Regions from separate parts of the Homo sapiens genome. Here all the other regions are linked to region 2. A link is a contact called in ENCODE Hi-C or POLR2A ChIA-PET data. All regions are on one chromosome and are shown on one strand. Each heading gives the region's core, a stretch centred on a gene start or an enhancer-like site at or near the end of the contact. The rest is flanking DNA. Distances are from core to core; before and after follow the strand shown.

Region 1 (4,750 bases), core at 996-3,495, 140 kb before region 2:
CTTAGGTTTGTTTTTCAATTTGGAGGTTAGTGATAGGTTGGCAGGTTTGCGTGCAATCACCTTTCTTTTCTGGAGTCAAATTTCTTGAATACAGACTGTGGGACTGGAGCTGCCAATACCTTTATTTAGCAAGTGTGGGCCTAATAATCATAGCAATCAATGAACTGTCACATCAATAAATAACATCAATAATATCCAGCAGTGGCTGGGCGCAGTGGCTCACACCTGTAATCCCAGTACTTTGGGAGGCTGAGGTGGGCAGATCACCAGAGGTCGGGAGTTCGAGACTAGCCTGACCAACATGGAGAAACCCTATCTCTACTAAAAATACAAAATTAGCCAGGCATGGTGGTGCATGCTTGTAATCCCAGCTACTTGGGAGGCTGAGGCAGGAGAATCGCTTGAACCCAGGAGGCAGAGATTGCGGTGAGCTGAGATAGCGCCATTGCACTCCAGCCCGGGTAACAAGAGCGAAACTCCGTCTCAAAAAATAAAATAATAGGCCAGGCGTGGTGGCTCACGCCTGTAATCCCAGCACTTTGGGAGGCCGAGGCGGGCGGATCACGAGGTCAGGAGATCGAGACCATCCTGGCTAACACGGTGAAACCCTGTATCTACTAAAAATACAAAAAATTAGCTGGGTGCGGTGGTGGGCGCCTGTAGTCCCAGCTACTCGGGAGGCTGAGGCAGGAGAATAGCGTGAACCCGGGAGGCGGAGCTTGCAGTGAGCCGAGATCGCGCCACTGCAGTCCCGACTGGGTGAAAGAGCGAGACTCGGTCTCAAAAAAAAAAAAAAAAAAATAATAATAATAATAATATCCAGCAGTGTTGTTCTGCTATAATCTGCAGCCCTTCATAGTCCAAATGCCATCCTGTGGATTTTCCATTTTTTCCTTTCTTCCCCTGTGCCAAGAAGTGTGTTACTATGAGATCATGCTGAGTCAAAATAATAGTAACAGAAGAAGACGATGAGGACGAGGGTGCTGTTGAAACACTCATGGCTGAGGAATTTAATGTTGTAAAGGAAAAGAAACTCTGGCTGACACATATCTAAAGTGAGAGTCCTGTGCTGAGAAAAGCTAAAGAGATTAGCTAAGAAGTGCCTATATTTAGATCTGCTATTGAGCTGGGAAGCGGAGGCACAGTTGTGCTGAAATACCTCTGTACCCCATGAAACAGTGGCTGCTCTGAGCTTCTTGGGTCCCTCTTCCTCTCAATCCTGGTGACTGCAGCCCCTTCCCTGGGACCTCATCCCCAAGATCCAATAACTAAAGGATAACTCGTGGTATAGCAGGGCCTCCGCTGGCATTTGTTCCAATGGGTAAATATTCATGCTATAGTAGTTATTAAATAGTTTGGTGCTCAGTTCTGTGTTTGTGAAAACACTACACACTACATCAGCAGAATAGGCTAGGTTAGCTGCAGAAACAAATGGCCCTACACTCTCAGTGGTTGATGACAGCAAACATTTATTTGCCACTCACACTCCATGACCATCAAGGATCTTCCATGGCTCTGCTTCATGTCTTCTCCATGCTGAGACGAGGTTGCTGGAGCAGCCTGTGTCTGGAGTCATCAAGGGAAAGAGAAGGGAAAGAGAATGAATGGTGGCCCCAGTACTGGCTCGGTAGGTGCCAAGCCTACGTGGCACGTGGCACCTTTGCACACACTTCATTGTCTTATTGCTCTCCAGAGCAAGTCCTTGGCCATGCCTGAGTTAGCAGGGCAGGGACACTTCACGGTGCTGAGTAATACTACCTAGTACACGCACAGCATTTTGAAGGTTCCCCTTGGTGATTTCATTACAATCTTCATCGCTCTTGGCCTGGCTGTCCCCCTTTCTTGTAAATTATTCTTGAGTTAATAGCTGTTCTTTGAGATGTGGTTAGTCATTTACACTGAAGTCAATGTGAAACCCTTCACAAATGTGAGAACATTTGAATATTTGAAGGCTGTAGTCTCTGTAGGGAGTTTCCTTAGGAAGGGTGAAACATTTCACCAGCATCAGCCTGGTCTTTCCTCCAGCTAAAAATGTAAAATGTTGGCATAGAAGAGCTCCTTGATGTGGTTTTGGGGTGGCTTTGCTCCCTGGGTCCCTAGTGATGTGGGAGTAGCCACCGAGGCATGTAAGGCTGGCCACACAGGGTGCACTGCGTCAGCCTGTGCCCGACAGGAAGGGAAGAGAAATACGTCAGTTACTCTAACAAGAAGAATTGACTTCCTTCTCTGCAGAGCCGGCTCTGGTCTCTTCTCTTGAAGCAGATGCGAAGGTAGGATGAGAAGGCATGGCTGGCCGTTGCAGCAGGTCGTTTTAGGAGTGGGGGAGTGGGGTGGGTAGAGATTATAGTTATTGTAACTTTTCTTAAATTTATGACATTGAAAAGGTAGGAAACAAAACATAATAAATTAGATAAAAGATATCTTGTAATTTTATTGAATAACATACATTTAACATTTGAGATAATAATGATTTAAGTGATATGGTGGAAGTGACTTCAGAGTTAATTAAAAACCAAAACAAAACAGAAAAACACTATCCAAAAGCTATATGGTGTGATTTTTTTTTTTAAAGGGTAGAGTGTCATTTGCTTTCTTCTTTGGTTTGCAAATTCTTATACTTACAGTTTATTACTATTTTGCTCTCTCTGAATCGACTTTATTGTTTTGATCATCCGTAATTTCTCGTTTGGAGGTGGAACATAAATATCATTTTGGAATTATAAAAAAGTTAGCTAGGGTCTAATTTAAATTTCTTTTAATTAAGCTTCCTTAATCTCTAAATTGCTTGGTAAGAAAGAGACTATGAGAGGAAAGTGCACATTAGATATTAAAGATTTATTAAATTAGAATTGGGCTGGGTGCGGTGGCTCACGCCTGTAATCCCAGTACTTTGGGAGGCCAAGGTGGGTAGATCCCTTGAGATCAGGAATTTGAGACCAGCCTGGCCAACATGATGAAACCCCATCTCTAAAAAAAAAAAAAAAATACAAAAATTAGCTGGGTGTGGTGGCAGGCACCTGTAATCCCAGCTGCCCAGGAGGCTGAGGCACGAGAATCACTTGAACCTGGGAGGCGGAGGTGGCAGTGAGCCAAGATCCTGCCACTGCAATCCAGCCTGGGCAACAGAGTAAGACTCCGTCTCAAAAAAAGAAAAAAAGAAATTAGAATTGGTGTAGAAAAGATTATTTAGCCAAGATAGTTGGAGATTCTAACTTAGCTGCTTTGCCTAAATGAAGCATAAGGTTTTGGAGTTAAACAGACCCAGTTTAGAGTGTGAGTTTAGGTAAGTTACTTAATCACTCCAAGACTCACTCTCCTCATCTGTAGAATGGGTACATTTACTTCATAATGTGGCAATAAGGATTAGTAGAGATAATGTATGCAAAGTACTTAAACTATCTGGTTCAGAGTAAGAGCTAAATAAATAGTAGCTGTTGGCACAACAGAAAGCATAACAACAATTGTGAGTAGTACCTAGAAGGATATAATAATATTAATTCTCGGCCGGGTGTGATGGCTCACGCCTGTCATCTCAGCACTTTGGGAGGCCTAGGCGGATGGATCATGAGGTCAAGAGATCGAGATCATCCTGGCCAACATGGTGAAACTCTACTAAAAAATACAAAAAAATTAGCTGGGTGTGGTGGCGGGCGCCTGTAGTCCCAGCTACTCAGGAGGCTGAGGCAGGGGAATTGCTTGAACCCGGGAGGTGGAGGTTGCAGTGAGCTGAGATCGCGCCACTGCACTCCAGCCTGGTGACAGAGCGAGACTCCATCTCAAATAAATAAATAAATAAATAAATAATAATATTAATTCTCATTTCTTTGCTCTTCCATACAAAGAGGTCAAGTTTAAAGTATGAATGCCATGGCTTCCTATTTCAGTCATGAATTCCTATTTCTGATTCTAAAGTAATATTTTTTGTTGTTTTTGGGTGGTAAAAGGCTCCCCGAATGAGAAAGAATACTCGGAATCAGCGGTGAATTGCAGTGATCTTTCAGAGAAAGCGCCTGTTCAACTTTGTCCTCTCTCAGGTAGGCTTCAAGTTTTATAGATTCAAGCCCACGTGTGAGTCTTCTAATGTTTTATTTATTTATTTATTTATTTTTATGTATTTTTATTTTTTTTTATTTATTTGAGATGGAGTCTCACTCTGTTGCCCAGGCTGGAGTGCAATGGCACGATCTCGGTTCACTGCAACCCCTGCCTCCCAGGTTCAAGTGATTCTCCTGCCTCAGCCTCCCCGGTAGCTAGGATTACAGGTGCCTGCCACCATGCCCAGATAATTTTTGTATTTTTAGTATAGATGAGGTTTCACCAGGTTGGCTAGGCTGGTCTCAAACTCCTGACCTCAGGTGATCCACCCACCTCGGCCTCCCAAAGTGTTGGGATTACAGGTGTGAGCCACCGAGCCCAGCCTGTTTATTTATTTACTTATTTTATTATTATTATTTTTTGAGACAGAGTCTCACTCTGTTGCCCAGGCTAGAGTGCAGTGGCTGCAATTTCAGCTCACTGCAAGCTCTGCCTCCCGGGTTAACACCATTCTCCTGCCTCAGCCTCCGAAGTAGCTGGGACTATAGGCACCTGCCGCCACACCTGGCTAATTTTTTTGTATTTTTAGTGGAGACAGGGTTTTAACATGTTGGCCAGGATGGTCTCCATCTCCTGACTTCATGATCCACCTGCCTCGTCCTCCCAAAGTGCTGGGATTACAAGCGTGAGCCACCACGCCCGGCCTTATTTATTT
Region 2 (4,231 bases), core at 342-2,841:
ACCTGAGTCTCTTCTAAGTTTGAAGACAGTGTGAAAATGACATCTCCTGAAACCAAAGCTAATAATTAACATTAAAAAGATATTAAGCATTTTGCAAACTGACTAGCAGGAATTTAGAATAACTTATTTTTGGTTCTGAAACAGTTTCATATCTGACTGAAAGTTCACACAACCCTTTTAAAAAGCAATTAACTTGTTTTCTTTTTTTGAGATGGAGTCTCCTCTGTCGCCCAGGTTGGAGTGCAGTGGCATCATCTCAGCACTGCAACCTCTGCCTCCTGGGTTCAAACGATTCTCCTGCCTCGGCCTCCCAAGCAGCTGGGATTACAGATGCCAGCCACTACACCCAGCTAAATTTTGTAATTTTAGTAGAGACAGGGTTTCACCATGTTGGCCAGGCTGGTCTCAAACTCCTGACTGTGCCTGGCCTGAAAAAGCAAGTAACTTGTAAAACGGATACTTTTACTGAGGTTGGTTTTAACAACCCAGTAGCGTGTAGAAAGTGAACTTAAAAATTGGCTGGGCACAGTGGCTCACGTAATCCCAGCACTTTGGGAGGCCGAGGAGGGCAGATCACGAGGTCAGGAGATGGAGATCATCCTGGCTAACACGATGAAACCCCATCTCTACTAAAAATAGAAAAGATTATCCAGGTGTGCGGGCGCCTGTAGTCACAGCTACTCGGGAGGCTGAGGCAGGAGAATGGCATCAACCCGGGAGGTGGAGCTTGCAGTGAGCCAAGATCGGGCCACTGCACTCCAGCCTGGGCAACAGGGCAAGACTCCATCTCAAAAAAAAAAAAAAGTAAGCTACTGAGAAGTTCTGCATGAGTCAACAAATCTACACCTCCTAACAAAAGGACTTCATCTGAGCACCAGCAGCTCCAACACAATGCCAACTCTTAGCTGGTCCGATCATTCCACAAAATTTTTTACCTATGCTCCAACACCCATGGGCAATCATTCCCTATGGTACGCAACCTCAAACAATTATTGCAAGTCTAAAGATCAGGGAGGCCAGGCCCATTGGCTCATGCCTGTAATCCCAGCACTGTGGGAAACCAAGGCAGGCAGATCACTTGAGTCCAGGAATTTGAGACCAGCCTGGGCAACAAGTCAAGACCCCATCTCTCTACAAAAAATCATTCAGGCTGGAGTGCAGTGAGCTATGATCGAGCCACTGCACTCCAGCCTGAATGAAAGAGTGAGATCCTCTTTTAAAAAAATAAAAATGATGATCAGGGAGTTGTTCTGGCACTGCAGTAATAAAACTAGGACCAGCAATAGGAATCCATTGGCCCTGTTAAAAGGAATAATTTCCAGTTCTGATTTGGGGACACACCAGAACCTTAAGAACCCCTTCTTAGAATCACAGTTTTAATATATATATATATTCATACATAGGGCAGGCTCTACAATCTGTATCTTTACATAGAGATTGAAGAGAAGATACTCAAAATCTAAACAGGTAAATGAATACTATGTTAATGAGCTGCTTTAAGTTAAAGGGCATGTCTGTTACTTGATTAGTCATTACCCTACTAGTGTTTCCCACTGGGGGTGCTCTTGTCATTCTGGACAGCACAAGTATTCATTCTGCAAGACTATCCCAAGCACTCAGGAACGTTTAGCATCCTTAAGCCATCCAATGACTGAGTGTCCCCAGTCACTGGAACATCTAAAAGCAACCCCATCCACACACACATTTCCAAATGCTCTATGGGGAAAAGGGAGGAGATCCTCCCCAGATTAAGTACCACAGCATGGCACTGCCTTACCCTACTGCATGATAAACAGTTCCATGTTTAGAAAGGCCAATTATTTTCAATGTTATAGATAAAATAATGTGCTACAATACAGCATAAGCTTTCACCAAAATTTAAAATGAGACATTCACTGAGATGACAGGACCATTTACATACATACTTTGTCTACTTATCCAAGGGCTTGGGGAAAAAAAACAGACTTTGGGGCCACATGCAGTGGTTCACGCCTGTAATCCCAGCACTTTGGGAGGCCAAGGTGGGTGGCTCACTAGAGGTCAGGCGTTCGAGACCGGCCTGGCCAACACAGTGAAGCCCCGTCTCTACTAAAAATACAAAAATTAGCCGGGCGTGGTACCACGTGCCCATACATAGTCCCAGCTTCTTGGGAGGCTGAGGCAGGAGAATTGCTTGAACCTGGGAGGCGGAGCTTGCAGTGAGCAAGATCGCGCCACTGCACTCCAGCCTGGGTGATACAGCGAAGACTCAAAACCACCACAACCACCACCAGCACTACCACCAGCACCAGCACCAGCACCACCACCACCAGGCTTTGGCAATTGAGAAAACACATCTAAATCCCAACTTTCCATTTTATTATCAGGGTGTTAGGTTTCCCTCATCAGCAACTGTTTTTAGTGAACTCAACATATTTGAATGCCAACTGGTTCTTGTATCTTCAATAATGCCAGAGGAATAAGATGGTACTGGGACTGTATGATTCTGATACACACAAGGATTGTCCCATAAAAAACTCAAGTCCATGGGCTTAAACACACCACCACACATATCCAAACTATGTGCAGACTGGAGAAAAAGAGCGCGTGGTCTGCAGTTTTTATTGTCTTAGTAATTCCCCTCAGATTACACAGTTATCAAAAACGGTGTTCAGTGAAGGCAACGCAATCACGTGTAGTACAGGTGTGTGTATAGTAAGCAGTTAGTCATCCAAGATCTACCCAAAAAAGGGCAATATTTCTCCCAGGCTTGCCAAAATATTAAAAACTTTTAAAAGTTATGCTTAGCTTGGGGGTGTTGGTGGTGATTTAAGTTTAACTTTACTCCTGTACCACTACCAAGACAAAAAGAACCATGTGGTTGACGGTACAGATGAAGCTAATGAAAAACCAATACTGTTTATACTCTCCCTTTGCTTAATAATCTACTCTTTAAAAAAGTCTAGGCCAGGCGCAGTGGCTCACACCTGTAATCACAGCACTCTGGGGGGCCAAGGCAGGCAGATCACTTGATGTCAGGAGTTCAAGACCAGCGCTGGCCAACATGGTAAAACCCCATCTCTACTAAAAATATAAAAATTAGCCAAATGTGGTGGCACACACCTGTAATCCCAGCTACTCAGGAGGCTGAGGAGAGAGAATCGCTTGAACCTGGGAGGCGGAGGTTGCAATGAGCCAAGATCACGCCACTGCACTCCAGCCTAGGTGACAGGGTGAGACTCCATCGCAAAAAATAAATAAATAAATAAATAAATAATTCTATTTGTTGGCCAAATATAATGGCTCAGGCCTGTAATCGCAGGACTTTGGGGAGCCAAGGCAGGAGGATCTCAAGGCGAGGAGTTTGAGACTACCCTGGGCAACATAGCAAGAACCCATCTCTAACTTTTAAAAACGTAAAAAAAAAAATTGTATTTGTGTTATTACAGGTTAGCTCAGCTCGAACTTACTATACTACAGGATGAACCACAATAGCTTTATTCTTCTAATGTTCCATGGCCACAGACTACAGGACCAACCCCTGCTAGTGGGCACCTAACATGTTCATTCGATCCACAAATACCAATTAACTACTGCAAGGTGTGCCAGGCACCTCGATGGGCACTGTGAGTACAGAGAGGCATTAGCCCTTCCTATCCCCGAGTGGCTTACACATTAATGAAGATGGGTGTGCCTCAGTGATCACACACCACAGTGCTTCCCACATCAGCCTCACCATCAGAATCCCCACAGAAGCTTTTCAAACACCCGCAGCCCAGGAAGCTGTCACTTCCACAAGTGATTTTGAGGAGGCCAAATTTGGGAATCACTGGAAGGCAAGAGACGGGAGACAGAGGGCCTGGGTTTGAGAGCTAGCTCTGTAATCTGAGGACCCCTAGCTGATGACTTCCTGCCACTGGGCCTCTACCTGATCTGCAGGTAGAGTTTGGACTAGATGGCTTGAGGCCTTTTCCCACTCTGAAATGCTAGGTTCAAAGCCCACAGGCCAGGTGTGACACAGCCAGTGCCATCGGACAGTAGAGGTGTAAGTACCCCCTGAAGGGTCTCCCTCCTTAGGGGACACATGCCAATGGAACCAGAGGTCCAATAAATACTCTCTGACCACTAGGAGAAAAGTAACCCACTAGAATGCTATTCAAGGCCAGCAAGTAGAGTGTTTTCACGGAGAAGGGACAACACACCTGTGTTCACTTTCCCAAGAAGGAAAGTACCCCTCCAGGCAGACACACGA
Region 3 (4,822 bases), core at 2,022-4,521, 150 kb after region 2:
GGCCAGGTGTGGTGGTTCATGCCTGTGATCCCAGCACTTTCGGAGGCTGCAGCAAGCGGATCACTTGAGGCCAGGAGTTCGAGACCAGCCTGGCTAACATGGGGAAACCCCATCTCCACTAAAAATACAAAAAAAATTAGCCAGGTGTGGTGGTGCATGCCTGTAATCCCAGCTACTTGGGAGGCTGAGGCAGGAGAATCACTTGAACCAGGGAGGCAGAGGTTGCAATGAGCCGAGATTGCACTACTGCCCTCCAGCCTGGGCAACAGAGTGAGATCGTCTGAAAAACAAACAAACAAACAAAAAAAACCCAAAAAAACAGGTCAGGTACAGTGGCTCACTCTTGTAATCCCAGCACTGTGGGAGGCTGAAGCAGGCGGATCACCTGAGGTCCGGAGTTTGAGACCAGCCTGGCCAATATGGCGAAACCCTGTCTCTACTAAAAATAAAAAAAAATTAGCCAGGTGTGGTGGCACATGCCTGTAATCCCAGCTACTCAGGAGGCTGAGGCAGGAAAATTGCTTGAACTGGGAGACGGAGGTTGCAGTGAGCCGAGATTGCACCACTGCACTCCAGCCTTAGCGACAGAGCGAGACTCCATCTCAAAAAAAAAAAAAAAAAAAAAAAAAAATCCGATTTCATTCTGGTCAACCAAATTTGACCAGAATGGGAAATCACATTTGAGCTATAGCTATAGTATTCTTTCAGCTCTCCAAAGGGAATCACTAAACCATTTCTGTCTGGGAAGATAATAGCAGGAGGTAGAGAGACGATCATTAAATGACTATTGAAGCTCTTATTACAACCAACCATGATGTCACTCTCTCCCCGTAGATTTCTGCATTCATTGCATTTCATGTTTTTTAGCTTCAGAGTAATCTGGTTGTAATTGCTAAGGTTGTCTGGGTTTCAGGTATCAGAAACCAACTCTGTAATTATTTTGAATGAAAAGGGAATTTACTGGAAGTTGGCCCAAGCATTTCAAGGCATTTGAACAACTGCACTTTGAAAAGGGCAGGACCTAGGAAGGCACTAGAAACCTGGACAATTGTGGGTCTTTAGTGTGCTGCTGTTAATGTGACTTGTCAACAATTGCCAGTCTGTTTCTTCCTTTCCGTCTTCAAAATCCCAGCTTCCTCTGTGAGGGAATGTGACTTGTTTACCTTGGGTCACTTGTCCTCTTGCAGACCTGTCAGCCCTGGGGGCACAGGATTTCATGGCTGCAACATGCTTGTTGACTGGGGCGGGGAAGTTATGGGTTTATCCTCTTCATTCTCTCCCTGGACACTAGTCACACTCATAGTTTCTGCTTTCCCTTCATTTAACTCACATTCAAATTTTTATTTCTGGCTGGGCACGGTGGCTCATGCCTGTAATTGCAGCACTTTGGGAGGCCAAGGCGAGCAGATTGCTTGAGCCCAGGAGTTCAAGACCAGCCTGGGAAACATGGTGAAACCCCGTCTCTACAAAAAATACAAAATGTAACCAGCCATGGTGGTGTAGGCCTGTAGTCCCAGCTAGGGAGGCTGAGGTAGGAGAATCACCAGAGCCTGGGGAGGTTGAAGCTGCAGTGAGCTGTGATCATGCTGCTGCACTCCATCCTGGGTGACAGAGCCAGATCCTGTCTCAAAAACAAACAAAACAAACAAGCAAACAAACAAACACTTAATTTCTAGCCATTGCCTTCCTTCCAAGTTTGAAGCCCTCGCCTTTGACCCCCGGCTTTGCGTTTCTATCTGGATGTTCCACCTGATCCAGACTCAGTTTCCCCCCGTATCCCTCCCTTGCCTCAGCCACAGTGCGCATCTGCTGTATGGTGGTTATTGAGGATATCAAAGTGGATAAAATGTCCCTACTATGCTCTAGTGGCGCAGACAGGCAAGTCAGACAGAGGAGGTATTGGTTCTTGCTGGGGCCTTTTGAGTTAGACCTGAGGAGAGGTGGAAGGACTCTCTGAGCAGAGGCCCCTGCGGATGAGCCCATCACAGACAGGGCACCTGTTGGGAGGTGGCCCAGAGGAAGCTGGGAGGGCAGGTGGGGGCCCAGGTCAGCACAGTAGTAGAGGATCAGAGCCACGTGGCGGGGAGCAGCTCCTGCAGGCTTCCGGGGCAGTGAAGTCCCAGCTGAGACTGTGGCCAGCGGGAGTCGGCAGGTGAAAAGGAGGGAGGAAGGTAGGGAGAGCAGCAGGCGCAGAAACTAGTGCCCCTCACATTTAGTCCGCACTGGAAACCAAGTTCAACGTTCTCCGTGGACAGGATTCCGCACAAGTAGTCAATTTTCTGTTCTGAGACTGGCTTCGTTTCTGTCTCTCTCTTCTCTGATTCCAGCTCCTATTTGAGTGCTTGTGCATAATCAGAGTTTGATTATTTTAAAGCATTCTTTTTCCACTCTAAGTACATAATCATTGTAGAAAATCTGAAAGCAGAGGAACCCCTTAGAGGGCGAAATCACAGTCAGCCTTCAAACTCAAAGACACGGTAGGTACTTGGCACTGTCTTTCATTTCCTCCTGTGCTGTGATCTGCTCTGATGAGTGTGACTATACCAAATCCAGGACTGCGCCACGCCTCCTAAACTCCGACTCCTGGACGACACTGCAGCTTCCTCCGCTGCCTTGGGGACACGCCCCACTCGCTGTCAAAGCGCCCTGGAGTCTCCTCGCATCTCCCTTCCCTGGGCTCCACCCTTGGGGGCCCCCGGCTGTGGCTCCCACTCTGGGCCTCAGCTCCCGGGAACCCAACCCACTCCCTTTCGCTCCTCGGCCTTCTCCTGCCGCCTTCTCTGGAAGGCTCCCTCATCCTCTGTCGTAGTCCAGGGCTCCCTCCTAGACCTGCGGCCCCGGCACTGCGGCCATTCCTTGGTGCCCCGCCCGCCCTCCACCACCGAGCACGTCCTGCTTTTCTCCTGGGCTTCCTGGTGTCCACCAGGAGTTGAACTTCCTCTCTGTGTCCCCCTTGCCTGGCTCAGTGTCTGGGACAAGCTCTGTGCTCCTCTGCCCTACGTCCTTCCCATGGCCCACTGTCCCGAGCCCTCTGTCCTGTGGCTTGCTGTCCCGAGGCCCTTTCTCCTGTTCTCTGGCGGTGTGGCAATCTGTGTTCCCTTGGATGCATCTGTCCCTACCTCCGGGGCTCGACAGTCCCCTCTGCCTGGGAAACTCTTGCGGGCTGTCTGCATGGCTCCCGCCCCTTTTCAGGAGGTCCGCTGACTGCTCTCCTTACTGTTCCCTACCTGCCCCCAGCAGCTAGCAGGCCGTCGGTCCCTCATAAAATGTGTTGCTGACCTCGCACCCAGTACGCAGTGAACACGGGCGGGGAACGTCCGCGCAGGGGCGGGCACACCCTCATTAAATGCAGCCCCAGCACTCCCACCTGGGTCAGCCTCCGGGCGACTCCGGGCTGCTGCAGCGCCACCGGCGCGCTTTCTGCCCACTGCTGCCCACTGCCTTCCTCTTTCAGTTGGGTCACAGATCGCTACACCGTTCCCATCGCCCTCCTGCTCGAACAGTTCCTTCTCTTTCCTGGCAGTGAGACCTCAAACGCTCCGGCGTGGGACTAAGGCCTCCGCCATCATTTCCCCGAGTTCCCTGCCTTTGACAATTCATCAAATAGCGCTAGCTCTTTTTGTGTCTTAAATGTAAGCGGTAATGAGTAAAATCAGTGTCTCCCTGACTAGTGCTCCAAATGCTAATGGTGACAAAGGCAATCAGGTGTCACCTGAAGTAACACTTGTAACATCAAGTAACATCTGAATTCTGTTGGGCAAGGCCTTTATCATGAAGTTGTCATTATGAGAAAATAAATGAGACTAGCTTCCTGTTAGAAAGCACACACTGGGAAAATCACAAATAGGAAATTCAAGATTAACTCTTGCTAGGGAGAATAATCATTCTAATAATCATATATATATATATATATATATATATATATATATATATATATATTTTTTTTTTTTTTTTTTTTTTTTTTTTTTTTTTAGATGGAGTTTCGCTCTTATTGCCCAGGCTGGAGTGCAATGGCACTATCTCGGGCGATGTCCGCTCACGGCAACCTCCGCCTCCCGGGTTCAAGCGATTCTCCTGTCTCAAACTCCCGAGTAGCTGGGATTGCAGACATGGCCACCACGCCTGGCTAATTTTGTATTTTTAGCAGAGACGGGGTTTCTCCATGTTGATCAGGCTGGTCTCGAACTCCTGACCTCAGGTGATCCACTCGCCTCAGCCTCCCAAAGTGCTGGGATTATAGGCGTGAGCCACCGCGCCCGGCCAATAACACATATTTTTAAAGGCAAAGCTTCCCATGGTACTGATAAACCAAGAAAGATAACTGGATGAGGTGGATAGCATGGGTCTCATATACAAGGAGAACTGCATTTTCCTAAAGGGAACATCCCCAAGAGTGTTTTTGTCTTTTGATTCAAATTGAAAAGACACATATTTGATCTTTATTGTATGAGGGGTTTTATAAGGTCACAAATATAAGATTTTGTGTCACAAATATGCATTTTTGTCTTGGGTTTCATATTTGGACAGAAAAATATCACCTTATATTTGGGCAAATGTAACAAATGTCTCCTTCTGAAATAATGGATTTAGAAATCTTGGATTTCTATGATTTGAATTAAGATGATTAAAAGTTACAGAATTGGCTGGGTGTGGTGGCTCATGCTTGTAATCCCAGCACTTTGGGAGGCCGAGGCCGGCAGATCACCTGAGGTCAGGAGTTCGAGATCAGCCTGGCCAATATGGAGAAATCCCATCTCTACTAAAAAATGCAAAAAATTGCCAGGCGTGGTGGTGCATGCCTGTAATCCCAGCTACTCAGGAG

Evidence for each region. A loop is a pair of places that touch in the nucleus more often than their neighbours do. ChIA-PET counts read pairs that join two places held with the same protein, here RNA polymerase II (POLR2A). Pooled maps may share reads with other maps.
Region 1: a loop to region 2 is called in a pooled map, with 5 times the contacts of the local background. The contact joins the promoter of SYTL3 here to the enhancer-like site in region 2. A Hi-C loop is called at or near these places in 17 of 37 single-sample maps with no recorded cell type and 6 of 50 pooled maps. POLR2A ChIA-PET finds 5 or more read pairs at or near these places in 6 of 52 experiments (CD8-positive, alpha-beta memory T cell, GM12878, HEK293 and 3 more).
Region 3: a pooled map shows a loop between it and region 2 (2.7-fold over the local background). The contact joins two enhancer-like sites. A Hi-C loop is called at or near these places in 5 of 50 pooled maps. POLR2A ChIA-PET finds 5 or more read pairs at or near these places in 7 of 52 experiments (B cell, H1, OCI-LY7 and 4 more).

Annotation. Positions count from the first base shown.
Region 1 is chr6:158,647,809-158,652,558 of GRCh38, forward strand. SYTL3 (synaptotagmin like 3) reads left to right here and starts at 2,246. Exons shown (of 18, transcript NM_001242394.2): 1 at 2,246-2,270; 2 at 3,945-4,034.
Region 2 is chr6:158,792,025-158,796,255 of GRCh38, forward strand. The region is part of intron 2 of EZR (ezrin); the gene reads right to left. Among named protein-coding and RNA genes, the nearest start is that of EZR-AS1, 24 kb to the right of the region's middle. Within about 2 kb of position 1,592, at least 4 of the 41 ENCODE cell types and tissues checked have a DNase peak (open chromatin) inside an H3K27ac peak, as active enhancers do.
Region 3 is chr6:158,936,345-158,941,166 of GRCh38, forward strand. No RefSeq gene overlaps it. Among named protein-coding and RNA genes, the nearest start is that of TAGAP-AS1, 61 kb to the right of the region's middle. Within about 2 kb of position 3,272, at least 2 of the 41 ENCODE cell types and tissues checked have a DNase peak (open chromatin) inside an H3K27ac peak, as active enhancers do.